Linked DNA regions of Homo sapiens: all the other regions are linked to region 2. Evidence: chromatin loops called from intact Hi-C (ENCODE). Cell type or tissue: B cell. All regions are shown on one strand.

The links. Hi-C counts contacts between places; a loop is a spot of excess contacts. Peaks named below come from ENCODE experiments on the same cell type or tissue, not always from the same donor. Only the 100,000 strongest peaks of a DNase experiment are listed, where the experiment ranks them.
Region 1: a loop joins it to region 2, with 2.3 times the contacts of the local background. A loop is called at or near these places in 11 of 110 quality-filtered maps.
Region 3: a loop joins it to region 2, with 4 times the contacts of the local background. A loop is called at or near these places in 4 of 110 quality-filtered maps.

Annotation. Positions count from the first base shown.
Region 1 is chr4:113,681,060-113,686,059 of GRCh38, forward strand. All of the region lies in intron 2 of CAMK2D (calcium/calmodulin dependent protein kinase II delta), which reads right to left. Among named protein-coding and RNA genes, the nearest start is that of CAMK2D, 78 kb to the right of the region's middle. In B cell, no CTCF peak of the experiment used is centred here; a DNase peak (open chromatin) is centred at 2,282; H3K27ac peaks cover 3,472 bases.
Region 2 is chr4:113,561,989-113,566,988 of GRCh38, forward strand. The region is part of intron 4 of CAMK2D (calcium/calmodulin dependent protein kinase II delta); the gene reads right to left. Among named protein-coding and RNA genes, the nearest start is that of CAMK2D, 200 kb to the right of the region's middle. In B cell, no CTCF peak of the experiment used is centred here; DNase peaks (open chromatin) are centred at 1,903, 3,093 and 3,803; H3K4me3 peaks cover 2,456 bases; H3K27ac peaks cover 5,000 bases.
Region 3 is chr4:113,615,810-113,620,809 of GRCh38, forward strand. All of the region lies in intron 3 of CAMK2D (calcium/calmodulin dependent protein kinase II delta), which reads right to left. Among named protein-coding and RNA genes, the nearest start is that of CAMK2D, 140 kb to the right of the region's middle. In B cell, no CTCF peak of the experiment used is centred here; a DNase peak (open chromatin) is centred at 2,611; H3K4me3 peaks cover 464 bases; H3K27ac peaks cover 4,357 bases.

The DNA.
Region 1 (5,000 bases), 120 kb after region 2:
TCCCTGTTGACTACATTTACTGAAGCAAATATTGTATTTTACTGATAGTCATATTTAAGCTATATTTCTTTCCCTTTATTCTTCATATTATGTGCAATACTTCTGTATAAAAAGTAAAAAATGAGATACACTGTGTGATATGGTTTGGCTGTGTCCCCACTCAAATCTCATCTTGAATTGTAGTTCCCATAATTCCCACATGTCAGGGGAAGGACCTGGTGGGAGGTAACTGAATCATGGGGGTGGTTACCCCCATGATGTCATGATAGTGAGTGAGATCTCACAAGATCTGATGGTTTTATAAAGGGCTTTTCCCCCTTTGCTCAGCACTTCTCTCTCCTGCCGCCATGTGAAGAAGGATGTGTTTGCTTCCCCTTCCACCATGATTGTAAGTTTCCTGAGGCTTCCCCAGCAATGTGGAACTGTGAGTCAATTAAACCTCTTTATGAATTGCCCAGTCTTGGGCAGTTCTTAATAGCACCATGAAAATGGACTAATATACTGTATATTCTTCATTTTCAGTGCAAAGATAGTGAGTGACATGGCCAGTCCCAAGAAAACATTCACTAATCCCAGAAAACTTCAAGATTATTTTGAGTAACAAAATCTCACCTCAAATTTTATGCTGAGTTAATTCCATGCTATAAAAATAAGTGATCATAACTGCAGGGGCAAAGATCATGGATAAAGACACCCAGACAATCCACTATTTAATCAAACTCTCTACTGATATTTAAACGACAACTGAAATATGAATATCTTATTTAAATGACTTCTGTTTTACATATGCCAGTAACATATTCAATTAAAAAAAAAAAACAGCCTTTTCCAGTTCCATTTTGTCATTTGATTAGTTTGTAATTCCAGTTTGCTGGTTTCTCCAGCACAAAGTATGTCTGTACTCAAAACTGACATTCTCTACCAAAATATACTAGAAAAAGCATGGGATACAGGAGCAGTGGACCTGAGTTTAAATCCTATTCTACCCCTTCCTTTCTGGGGAAATTGCTAAGCTTAATTTTCCATGCATATATGATGGAAGATGATAATGCTGTACAGGTAACTGCAAGAATTAAATCAGATTACATATGTTAAACTTTGCATCACAGAATAGGAGCTAAATGTTTTAGCTGTTTTGATAGAAGAGGAAGAGCAATCTTCAGTTTTAATTTATTCATTTTTTAAAAAATTGCCACATATAAACTGCTTTAAGAGGAAAGTATATGAGAAATTTATAAAAATGTATTTTTATATGAGAAAAATTAATTTCTCATATAAATTTATAATTTCAAATTTTAATTTATTAAAAAGTCACTCAGACTTTTATAAATTAAATTTTAAAATGTAGCTTTATTTATTTTTTCAAATATCAGAATATTATCATTCACCATTTTTATGCATTTCCAAAATTTATAATGAGGACTTTTTCTTCTTTTGGATTTGAATCTCTCATTTACTTCAGTACCATTCAGACTTCAACTTCTGTTCAAGACTGAAAAAAACTGTAATGCAATTATGAGTAGGCCATTTCTTCCTTCTTTCTCCTCTACTCCAACTTAAGTACCTAGAATCCTCACATAATCTCCAATCTTTCTCACATCTATTTTACTAAAATTATGCAAAAACCTATAATTTGATATTTATCTTATTTAAAATTAGGAATTGTATCATCTTAGCATTTGGTTCAGTAAACACATGAAAAGTGTTCCTTTACAATGACTATTATTCTAAGCAAATGTTTTAAATAAAATATTCCTCAATTGAAGTCAAAATTAGTCATCGAAGTTTTGCTGGATGAAATAAGGACTAAAGTACATGGGGCCCTATGACTATAATAAACCCATCTGCATTCACTGCTTTACTTAGATAAATAAAAGACTCATAGTTTCATCATGTTCAATCATCTGCTAGCTACCCTAAATACATTTGAGTCACATGATCTATAATGCAGAAAACAAATAAAAAGGTATTTGGAAATTAGTCAATGCTCATCCAACATCTGAAAACTGCCTTTCTAAATTAAAGTGAAGAGTGAATAAAAATCTAAGGAGCAAAATATTTTAAACACAACTAATATGTGTTATCTTACCCTATTCATGACATTTAATTGGTGATCTCAACTCCAGGTAATAGGCTGTGTGCACTTATTTTTCCCCACCCACCTCCTATCATACACAGACAAAAGAAACTATCTCAAGTGGGTGTAATGGTTCAGTTTCAAGCATTTCAAAATCCTCCACCACCTGCACAGGAAACTGTGACTGAAAACCAGACAGGGCACCGCAGAGCAGCACTGATGATACAGGAACATGGCTGAGAGGTGAATCTGGTTACTAGACAGTTGAATGAAATCAGCAGAGGGGAGATGGTACTCCCAATGAAGAGCACATGACACTTAAGGGCAAATAAACACCACCATACAATGAAAGAAGCACCAAAACCGGAGTTACTTATTAAGTGCTACGGAAACACAGATGAGAGAAAATACAATTTTACAACAATGCATAAAAGAGTTGTGAAGGCTGATATGGGCTTTGAAGAATAAATAGGCGTTTTCTGGGTAGAAAAAGATGAAGTAAATTTCAGATAAAAGGAATAGCATGATTAACATCACAGAGTCAGAAAACTATCTGGAAGGTTTGGAGAACAGCAATAGTTTGATATACTTGTCTGTGGATAACAACCTCAAATGTGAGCAGGGAAAAACATAAAAAGCTAACAAATTAATCCTGTGCTAATATGTTAAGATTTTCTGCTGCAGGAAATATCGGTTTTGATCAGAGGCACGAGGAACCAGATTCTGTGTGCAACACAATATAGTAGTTAAGAGTATAGATTTTAGAGTTAGACTGCCTGGGTTCAGACTGACTTTACCACTTAGGATTGTTTCTGACCTAGAGTGAGCTTTTTGACCTCTCTGTACCTCAGTTTCTTCTTTTGTAAAATGAGGATGTTAACAGCACCTACCTCATGGAATTGTTGAGAGATTTATATATAAAAAGTTAGAACAGTGCCTGGCATATAGGAAGCAAGACAAAACTGCTGGCTATGAATGCTGTTTTTGAAAATCAGGGTTGATGACACTGTGGAGTACACAATGGAACCAGAGAATGAAAGTCTACAGGCAGGGACTTCAGTTAGAAAGCTAATGAAAATTGTATCTGTAAAAATTAAATGCATCTGTGAGTACATTTCTTTGTAGAGATAACCACATTGGATAGCCATGTATCATATAAATTAACACGTCATACAAAATATATTTACATAAAAAGTCAGACACATGTATGTATGCATGTGTATGTATCTCCAAATCTCTTAGGCAAACTCATATACATGCCAGAATATAAGACATAAAAACAAATATACTCCCTACAGACAACCTTGTATGTACTGTATGTATAATTATAATTTCAAATTTAGTAAGTTGGAAGGTAAATGACTGAAAAGAATGATTGCTTTTTTCTTCTTTGTGTAACAGAGGACTTGCTCAGAACAAGGGAAGAAGATGACTATGCAGCTGCTCGGTAACAGCGTCTAGTCACACTCTGAGATACTGAGGTCAGCAAGAACAGAGGATGCACACTATGTCCCATCTTGCCTTTCTGCCCAGAAAGTCTCAGTTACTGGAAAAGCTTCAGAAATATTTACCAAAAAATCCATTTGAAATCCTGAAATTCTACTTCTCAGAAAAACAGTATTACTCTTGTCTAGAAATAACATTCAGGCCTCAAAGTGCTATACTGTCATTACTTCTAAAAATAAACTGAGCAAATCCAAGTCTTGAGGTCAGTTTCAAATAATGTGCTGCAGCAATGACACAAGCAACAGCTCCACTCTGTCCCACTGGAGGCAGTGCATTCCCTGAGGGCTTGAGAGCACAGGCCTGCTGCTCCTCATCTCTCCCTGGAAAGAGCTGGCAGCAGATGACCAGACAGGCCTCTAAGGCAGAAGGTACTGAGCAAAGTCCTTCTCTCTTTGTTGATTCTCTTTAGTAAGGCACCTGGAGAGAGTAAACCAATGATAGGAGGGAGTCGCCAATCCAGCAGCCTCTCCAGATGGCAGCTCAATTTTTCTCCTAGCATCCTCTAAATGATTTTCTAAGACCACCATCATGTGTAAGAATGCTTGATACCACCTTATATCATTTGAACAGATACAAATGACTTACATTTCAGACTTCTTTTTTTTTTTTTTTTTTAGACAAGGTCTTACTCTGTCACCCAGGCTGGAGTGGAGTGGCGCGATCTCTGCTCACTGCAGCCTCTGCCTCCCAGGGCTCAAGCAATCCTCCCACCTCAGCCTCCCAAGTAGCTGGAACTATAGGCGTGCGCCACAACACTTGGTAATTTTCATATTTTTTGGTAGAGATGGGGTTTCACCATGTTGCCCAGGATGGTCTTGAACTCCTGGCTTCAAGTGATCCTCCCAACTCAGCCTCCCAAAGTGTTGGGATTACAGGCATGAGCCACTGCACCTGGCCACATTTCAGACTTTAAATAGGAAACACATGAGCCCGTGAAAGGTAATAAATTAGGTGTATAAATTATGAAAAATTAGAGAAAAACAAAATTAGGTAATATTACAAGAAGTGACAAGTAGAGACATTTTAATTTTATGTCAATGTAATTAATTGATGCTATAATATAACCAATGCTATTTTTGAGAGATAGGGCTGATAATATTGTGGAGTATGGAACCAGAGAATGAAAGTCTACAAGCAAGGGCCAGGCACGGTGGCTCATGCCTGTAATCCTGGCACTTTGGGAGGCTGAGGTAGGTGGATCACTTGAGGTCAGGAGTTCAAGACCAGCTTGACCAACATGGTGAAACCCCCGTCTCTACTAAAAATACAAAATTATCTGGATGTGGTGGCGCATGCCTGTAATCCCAGCTACTCGGGAGGCTGAGGCATGAAAATTGCTTGAACCTGGGAGGCGGAGATTGCAGTGAGCCGTGATCATGCCTTGCACTCCAGCCTGGGCAACAGAAAGAGATTCTGT
Region 2 (5,000 bases):
AACACAAGCATACACGCCCACTTAGTAAGCATTAAAGAAAAGCCTGATTTGCTCTAGTAATTTTAGCTGACTTTTTACTGGATATAAAATGTTCAATGAATTAAAAGAAAAAGCATCACTGTAAAGCTGCATAATTCAATTTAATCTGAAAAGAGTCTAGTCTGAATAGCCATATTTCTAAATTATGGAATATTTTTCTAAGGAAATGAAAACACATTTCTTTTAAGTAAAAGGTGATAAAGTCTTATTTGACTCCTTTACAAATTATAAATTCTGCCAGAGCTCCATTAAGAAACAGCCAAGCAGAGGCATGCCACATGCAAATTACTGTGTTAAGTAATTATCTAAAATCTTATTTATACTCATTTTCTAAGCACAATGCCTATTTAGAATACAGAGATTGAGGTAAGTCTAGATCATTCAAATTATTGTCAATTTAAAAATTATTCACTTATTCATGTATTTGTGTGTTACTTATACTACACTATCTTCTTAAAGGGATTTGAGACAGCTTATCATCTGTCAAATCATCTAAATTATAAAATTTCCCCATGTGATTTCTAAGTGCATGCTTTTTTCTTTTTCAGGCTAACATACGAAAGAAGGAGCAACAGATTTATACTTAACTGCAGCCTACAAAGATCTATACAGCCTTACATTGCTTCCATTTTTAATAATTCTAACAGTTCAGTAAGACAAATGTGCTTGATTTTAATAATCAATTGTTCATTGAATCAAAAAACATTTGTTGCTTTTTATGTGCAAGTGTTAGGCAACTAATTTACTGAAACTTGGTTTAATAGTTTGGTTCAATAAATTGTTTTTTAAAGAAGATTATTAGGTTTATAGGCATATATGGCTTTATTTAATTTAATGAATGCCTGCAAAATTACAAACTCTTTATTCACACTTAGTAGTAGCTTTGTCACTATTCAACAATACAACAAGATAATCTTTAGCTGTGGACTTAAAAATAAAATGCATTCTGGCCGGGCACAGTGGCTCACACCTGTAATCCCAGCTCTTTTGGGAGGCCAAGGCAGGTAGATACACTCAGGAGTTCGAGGCCAGGCTAGCCAACATGGTGAAACCCTGTCTCTACTAAAAATACAAAAGTTAGCTGGGCCTGGTGGTGGGTGCCTGTAATCTCAGCTGCTCAGGAGGCTGAGGCAGGACAATTGCTTGAACCTGGTAGGTGGAGGTTGCAGTGAGCCGAGATCACGCCATTGCACTCCAGCCTGAATGACAAAAGCAAAACTCCATCTCAAAAAAACAAAAAAACAAAATAAAATGCATTCTTACACACATAATAAACACAGTATTTGTAGGCATCATTACTGACAAATGTTAAGTTACTACAATGCAAACCAGGCACTCTAGATCTGGGTACTGAAAGCCATTTAATGTGTGGGTTTTCTTTCATTGAGAGCTTTCTTTCACTTTGTCTCTCATAGAATCCTCACTTTTGGTTCTTCCTATATTTTCTTTCCCCACTCCCTCCCTCTGGTTCTATAGGGAAGGGCGTGTTGCCAAGGTACTGAACCATTTTGCTGGACCCTAAGAAGGAAATGAGGATGTTTCAGTGTTTCCAACTCTAAGATAGTGGTTCAATGGGTAGTTTGGTGGATGGTGCTATCCCACAGATTTCTAATACTGGAGAAGGAAAGGTAATTTTCTTGGAGGCACTTCTTGGGATCAATGGGAGAAGTGATGACAGAATACAATTATTTTTAGTTGATCACCTGGAGACTATCTATTTAGCCACATTATTCAAGTCTGGAGTGTATCTGTACTCAACTATTGTGTTAAGAACAGTACAAATAAACAACTTCGGCACAGTATCCTATCCCACCCAAATATACTTCATGTCGAGATTTATGTTTCACTTAAGCAAATTTTAATGGTAGGAAGCTTCAGAAAAGGGGAAGAGGGAACTTAGTGAAAAATATTACAGACTGATAGTGTTGAAGGAAGCTAACCTAGAATTTAAAAAATCCTTAGAGAATCTATGAAATAGAGACTCTTGATGGAGATAACTAGTTTCTTTTAAACTCTCATTTGTGACTATTAAATGTCTACTTTTCCATTTATAAAATGTTCCCTATATTAAGAGTTTTTATACTGAAGCAATTTTACTAGGTTCATTTGCATACGCATACTTAAAGCTCAGTTTCAAGGTATCAGTGACCTCCTCCTTGGAAAGCTAACACTGATTGGCCTAGAGTACATAGTTTCAGGCCTTTACCATGACATGCATGGACCTCCATAACGTGGCACACTCTTACTGAGCTCTCTCCCTTTTTAATTCCACACCAATTACCTTGAACTTTGGTTAGTTGCCTATTTCACCAAGCATTTTTAATGTAATTCCTTGCTGGTAACGCCTAGCTAGGCAATCTTGATTTAATTTTCCATGAGCTTATACATTCTTCAAGAAAGAGCCCAAGTTTCCTCCAGAAATACTTCTCTGAAATCCACCCACTGTGCTTTCACAGCATACTGTGCTTGTTTGATTTAAATTTCACACCGAGACCATCTGCTTATATACCCATATCTCCTACTAAACCTCAAGATAAGGAAAGGCAAGGACCATGTCTTACTTATTTTTGGTATCCCTTGAACCTAACATGAGCCTAACACATTGCCTGAGACATATTAGCAGCTCAATCAACATTAATTGAATTGAACAGTATGCGAAAGGGAAGATGCAATATGAAATCAGTTAAAAAAGGGAAGTGGAACTACGGGTATTTTTTATTATTAACATTTTCCTTTAAAAGGAGGATTTAAAACTCCTATTCTTCTAGTCATTTGCATATTTATTCTTTTAACAAGTATATACCAAGTGTCCATGTATTAGAGCCTATATTAGATGAGGAATATGATGGCCCCTAAATTTTAAAAAATACTCAGAAAATACAAAATGTAATAGGACATCAACGGATATAACAGATATCCATGTGATACATAAAGGATATCAATTCAAATTTTCAAAGCATACATGCTTGGCTATTACTACAGATAAGTCAGTTGAAACATCAAATGAAAGCAGTTAAGTCAGTTCAAAGAGTCTTCAGAAAAAATAATAACATTTAACCACAGGATGTGGTCAATCTCCTGTCAGACCACAAATAGTCACCAGCTGCAGATAAGTCTATGATTAGAAATGTTTTCAGCCAGCACCACAGTGTATTGGTTTGTGAAAGAGAACAGGCAAGGTAGGGGGTTGGTGATTAGAAGTGAAGCTGGGTGGCCATGATCCTATAAATTTACCCATTACAACAAATTAAAGAGGGCTTATTCAAAGGGCTGTACAATACCTCTCTATTTTGGCTGCCAAATGCTTAGAAGAGTTACTTTCACGCAGAAGTCAAAAAAAAGGCTGGCCATGGTGGCTCACGCCTGTAATCCCAGCACTTTGGGAGGCCAAGGCGGGTGGATCAGTTGAGGCCAGGAGTTCAAGAACAGCCTGGCCCACATGGTGAAACCCCGTCTCTACCAAAAATACAAAAATCAGCTGGGCGTGGTGGTGCATGCCGGTAATCCCAGCTACTCAGGAGGTTGAGGTAGGAGAATCGCTCGACCCCGGGAGGCAGAGGTTGCAGTGAGCCGAGATCATGCCACTGCACTCCAGCCTGGGAGACACAGTGAGACTCTGTCTCAAAAAAAAAAAAAAAAGAAGTCACACAAAAAAAACGAATAATTGAACACACGTGTGCAAGATAAGATGCCATAGATCATAATCTTTGCCACCCAGATGACAGAATCACCTTAATTTGAGGTTTAAATCACTTTTGGGAATGTTGAAACATGGAGAAAAGACAGAAAACTAGGATAAATTCACTTTCCTGGCCTTTTCTGAACTCAACAGTCTGCTTTCCTACAGAATAGAAAAAAAATTAGTAGAGGCTATTAATGAGTTCAGAGTTTAGATGCACTTTTGGAAGATTTTGTGGTGTTATTTGATATTCTAAAATAACAATCAGAATTTCTACATATTTTCATCATTGTAAAATGTTTTACTTTCTATTATTTATTCTGTGAAGTTATTATTTTTTCTTTTCAATATTATCTTCAGTTGCCACTAAGAATAGGAGAGTTTCATGCTAAAGGGGGAAGGCTGAAGAGAAGAAACGTCTCTCCCTTTTTCACAATGGAAAGTAGCAAAAGAGACTGTTTTCTGACTGTGAATCAGCTTAGTAATACTGGTCCAGTTCAAAGAGCAGGAATCCCCTTCTTTTAAAAACCATGTATCTTCCTAAAGCTCTGAATGTTCAATTCTTTGTACTTTTGCAATATATGTGTAGAGTTCAGTCATTTTTAAAAGTCCAATTTACCTTTTGAAGATGAAACATAAGTTTTCTCCTCTACTGCTCTCACCTATGCCCAAATCATTGTCATTTTTTTTCTTTGACTCCTCCAATATCCATTTTCCTCCACTTCCATTCTGCCCTCCTATAATCCCTTGCCACACTGCAGCAAGAGAGAGCTTTGTATAATGAAATCGGATTATTTCATATTTCCGATCTTTAAATCTTCCAACACCTTTCTAGAACACACAGCATAATATCTAAATTCCTCTTTCTGGCCTACAAGGCCTTTGAGCTCTGGCCCACACCTATCTCATGTATTATTTCATATCCTTGCACCCTAGGACTTGGGATGTTTCATGCCACACTGGCCTTTGTTCTGCTCCTCATTGAAGCCACATTTTCTCAGGGCTGTACCCATTGTTCACACTGAGTGGAATATCTACTCACAGATCTTCTCAACATTTAGGTTCTTCTCCTGAAACATCATAGCAACCATTCCCGATCACCCTCTAAATCAGCCATCAGCCCCTAGTTACGCACCAAATATCACCCTGTTTTCTTCATAGCACTAGAACTAAAATGATTTGCTGGGTTTCTTTGGTCATTTACTCATTATCCATCCCCTCCTCCTTCAACTACTACAATGTCAGTTCTGTCTTGTCCATTACTGTATTCCAGGACTTGGCA
Region 3 (5,000 bases), 54 kb after region 2:
TTTTAACATGAAACTTTAACATTTGAGCATAAAAAATTGGGAGTTTGATTAGCTGGCTAAGGCAAACAAATGAAGTGGTCAGGCTTAGAAGCCACAATCTGTTCTAATTTTAGCTATTTGAACACATAAAGTTACATAAGGGATATGTATTTTTGAAAAACTATTTAGCAATATGCCCCATTTATAAATGCCAAATAAGTAATTATTCATCACTCAAAAGTTAAAATTAATTTCTATATCAGAAATTGAAAAATTATAGTAAAATTTCAGATATTCTTCCTGTAATGACAAAAAATCTACCTTGTAAACTTAATATCAACTAAAATTAAATTATATTTCAAAGCAATTGACTGCTTACACTTAATAGGAATGAAAATTAACTTTTTAAAATAATCAAATGTAATTATTATATGAAAACTTCATAGGGAATGCCATCCATATTACTTTAAAAACTATTCTAAAAGTACACAAAGAAAGTTACTGGATCCCAAGATAAGTCCTGAAGGTCAAAGCATATCAACTCTGGTGACTATGGTCTCCATCCTTATTCCCAAATCCTCACCCCACTCCTGATTCAAGATTAAAAGCCAAGTTTAGATTATCTTCAATATCTACAGGATCAGATTAGTATAATAGCATTCAGTACTGACTAGAAGAAATCATTATGCCTTTTATAAGCCAGCACTAATTAGAAGCCTAGATAATCCAACTGGGTTTCTGATGGGTCAAAATAGTTATTACCTGGGAGAATTTCAACCTGGGAAGAAATTAGAAAGTGGGAGATATGATCAGTAACTGTTGACTGTATGGGTATCAGCCACATCTATCACATGACACTACAAACAGCATGAAAGAACAATCAGTTCTTTTGCTTGAAAGAAAAACGTCATCAATGGCTAAATATAGAAGCTCAGAGAAGACTAAAACAATATAAAAGTAAATAGGTAATTCATGTAATACTCTGTCCTGCTCATTTTTAATAAAAACATAAATTTAAGGGTAAAGTAAATAATAGATTTAGTAATATCTGGAAACATTCTTTGTTTTCTTTGAAAAATAATTTGAGATTATCCTGTTGTATATTTTAATTGAATAATTCCATTCTGCTTATTTTGTTTTCTAAAAAGGTAATTTCATTTCTTGGAAAAGTTGATACTCATTTCAAGAGTATTGAAACAATAGTCATTTATATAGAAAAATCTTCCTTCCCTCTTTAAATTTTGCATTAATATCATTTGTTTTATGAATTTTGATTGGTGATTCCAACTTTCCTTTCTTCTTGCCTTATGTTTTTGTTATTCTATCTTCCACTATGTATTGCAAGTTAGTCAGTGATCTCTCATCAATATCCTTAGCCATTAGGAATATTAAAAAAGGGCTGGGTGCGGTGACTTACGCCTGTAATCCCAGTATTTTGGGAGGCTGAGGCAGGCAGATCACTTGAGGTCAGGAGTTTGAGACCAGCCTGGGCAACATGGTGAGACCCTGTCTCTATTACAAAAAATTAGCTGGGTGTGGTCACCCATGCCTGTAGTCCTAGCTACTCATGAGGCTGAGGCAGGAGAATCGCTTGAACCAGGGCAGCGGAGGTTGTGGTGAGCTGAGAAATCGCCACTGTACTCCAGACTGAGCAACAGAGTGATACCCTGTCTTAAAAAAAAAAAAAAATCAAAAAAGAAGAGAGACATCTGTCGTGGTCTATCTTACTGTACTCTCTGAACCTTATCAGAAATTTTGATGATTATGGGAGAAGTAAGGGAAGACAGACAATATATGGGAAAAGCAAAGGTATTCCTGAGAAGGCACATCCCTTGCTGATGAAGAGTTGTTACTTCTGTAAGGAAAAACAGAACAATTTTTTTTGTTCTTAATTTGAAATGGGGTCTTGCTATGTTGCTGAGGCTGGCCTCTTGAATGCCTGGTTCAAGCAATCCTCCTACCTCAGCCTCCAGAATAGCTGGGATTACACAAACACCACCATTCCTGGCTAGAAGAAACAATTTTTAAAGGAGATAAAAAATAACAAGAATAAAATCAAACATGGTGAAGTATATTTCACATTAAAGGTAACTATTGCTTTGTGAAACTTTTGCTTGGGTCATACACACACACTCACACAACACACAGACACACACACATATATATATATAAAATATACACTGGGCCATGATATAAAACATTTTTTATACTCTAGCTCACAGTAAGTAATACTTGATAAGCACTGGATTAGATGATCCTTTAAGAAGATCCTATAAGATCCTTTCTAAGTTTTTACATTTCTACATTCCTGGATGAATATGGCTAATAAATAGTATAGGAAATAAACAATACAGTAATTACCAATACAAAGCTGAATATGATTCTCTAAGTGTAAGAGTTTTCTCTCTTCAACACTCTCGAGTTAAAGTTTAAAACATACTTCATTTTATTTTGGAATTGTTTTTAATGAATAACTAGAGAGAAAACATAGAACATTTATCTTGCCAAACCAAAAATATGCTCTTCAAAAAATTAACCGAGCAGATGAGCTGCTTTTATAACACTAGCCCCTGGAGAATAGTAAATGGAAAATCTTATTAGATCATCTTCTCTTTGTAACTTACTACCATATTATCTTAACACTTGCAACTGTATTTTCCCTAGAGACTCATTAGCCCAAATGCTCTCATCTTTCAATTCCTTTTTTGAAAATTCATTTATTGCATTTTTCCAAAGTTGATATGTCCTATAAGCAGGAAATCTGTGAGTTTAAAATCCTAATACATGTTAAGAAATGCAATATAACTGGCTTGTAGACATATTGTACTATAATATTATATTATCCAATAACATTTGCCTCTATATATCTATTTTTATGATGAAAGCACTTAAAATATCAGTTTATTTCTCCTGGATAATACATGCAAAAGAAGTACATGAAAAATACATTCTGTAATCTTAGGCTCACAATCTGGGAAAAACATGGGAGTTATTTATGAACTTGCTCATGAATTAGATGCCATGGGAATAATGAAGAATACTAGTAAATATAGCTGCAGGCACCAGTCTGCATCTATCAGGCACCTAATATATTTTTATCTAAGCCTTCGAGAGAACAGTTAGTTCAGCCTAGGTCAATGATGTTTCTAAAGTAAAGAATAATTATCTATTTATCATGAAATCAAGGAAGTTATAATGAATGTCAGACATCTCAAACGTGTGGTGCATTTGCTTGTTTCACTTATCTCATAGACATCTCAAACCAAACAAGCTCAAAGAACTCGTGATCGTCCCCCTAAAACCTGCTTCATCCATGGTCTTCCATCTTTCCAGTTGCTCATAAAAACCCCAAGGTAATTCTTGACCCTTTCTGTGAAAGCAAAATCTAATCTGAAAGCAAATCCTTCTAAATATAATAGGGTGAGATGGAATATACATACATATATAGAAAATCTGACCACTTTTCATCTCCTCTACTGTTACAAGCCTGATCTATGGCAAGTCCAGTAGCCTCCTATCTCATTTCTGTGTTTCTACCCTGCCCTCTCACTGTCTTTACCACAGCAGCCAGAACAATCCTGTTAAAACTTAAATCTGATTATTGTCCTTAGGTTCAGAATCCTCCAATGGCTCTCCACTTACTGTCTCTGAGTAAGAGCCCAAATTCCATTCATGGCCTAAAAGGTCCCTCGCTCCACCCTCATTATCCCCCTAACCTCTCCTACTACTCATCCCTGGCCCATTGCACTCCAACTTCATTGGCATCCTTGCTGCTTCTGGAGAACTCCAGGCAAGCTCCTGTCTCAGAGCCTTTGCACTTGATGTTTCCTCTGCCTGGAATTATTTCCCCGATATTCACATGGCTCATGGCCTCATCTGTTTTAAGTCCCTAAGCAGCTTTTCAGAGTATTCATTTTTGTAAATACAGATTTTTTTTTGGAACATAGCCACATCAATTTGTTTACGTATTATCCATGTTGGTATAAAGCTAGGATTTCATTGTTTAATAATTGCAACTAAGACATGTCCAGAAAACTGAAAATACAAACCCCTTTACAGAAAAAGTCTGTTGACCGCTGGAGTAGAGGGTAAGATTGCTGAAAGAGAGAATATAGGTGCTGAGAGGCCGGAGTTTGGCATGCATAATCTATGTGGCTAAGTAAAGCCATGAAGAATGATGGCAGAAGTGGAAAGGAGAGAACGTAGTAAGTCAGTTACTATATAATACAACAAATGATGGGAATCACCAAGAGAATGATAGAAAACTGCTGCACTAAGAATGTAGGATGTTATAATCTAAAAATGTGTTTCTCAAAGATAGGGTTGGGTAAGGATGGAGGTAGGGGATATTGAAGGAGGAGGTGTTAACTATGGTCTTATAAAAGCAGTGAAGAGCGAGAAAACATCTGTCCATCCCTTGGTTCTGTGGTGTGTAGAGGCCCAAGAAAACAGCCAACACCTCCAGGTGCTGCAGATAAAGCAGCTCACTCGAGAGTCAGACTGCAGTCAGCACAACAATAAATGAACAGAGATTATTAGAGAACAGGGGGCAGTTTGCAAATATTATGATACTAGACTTATTATTGTACAATTAAAGGGAAAAAGAAAACTAATGAAAAGTGTGAAAAGTTGGCAACTTTCTCACAGTCTAGGCATTAACCAAACAGTTATTCAAATTGCTTAAGATTCAAACTTGGTAAACTTTCTTATTTTTTTACAAGAGTTTTTTTTTTTTTTTGAGACAGAGTCTCACTCTGTCACCAGGCTGGAGTGCCCTGGCATGATCTTGACTCACTGCAACCTCCGCCTCCCAGGTTCAAGCAATTCTCCTGCCTCAGCCTCCTGAGTAGCTGGGACTACAGGCGTGCACCTACATGCCCAGCTAATTTTTGTATTTTTAGTAGAGACAGGATTTCACCATGTTAGCCAGGATAGTCTCGATCTCTTGACCTTGTGATCTGCCTGCCCTGGCCTCCCAAAGTGCTGGGATTACAGGCGTAAGCCACCACACACTTCTATGA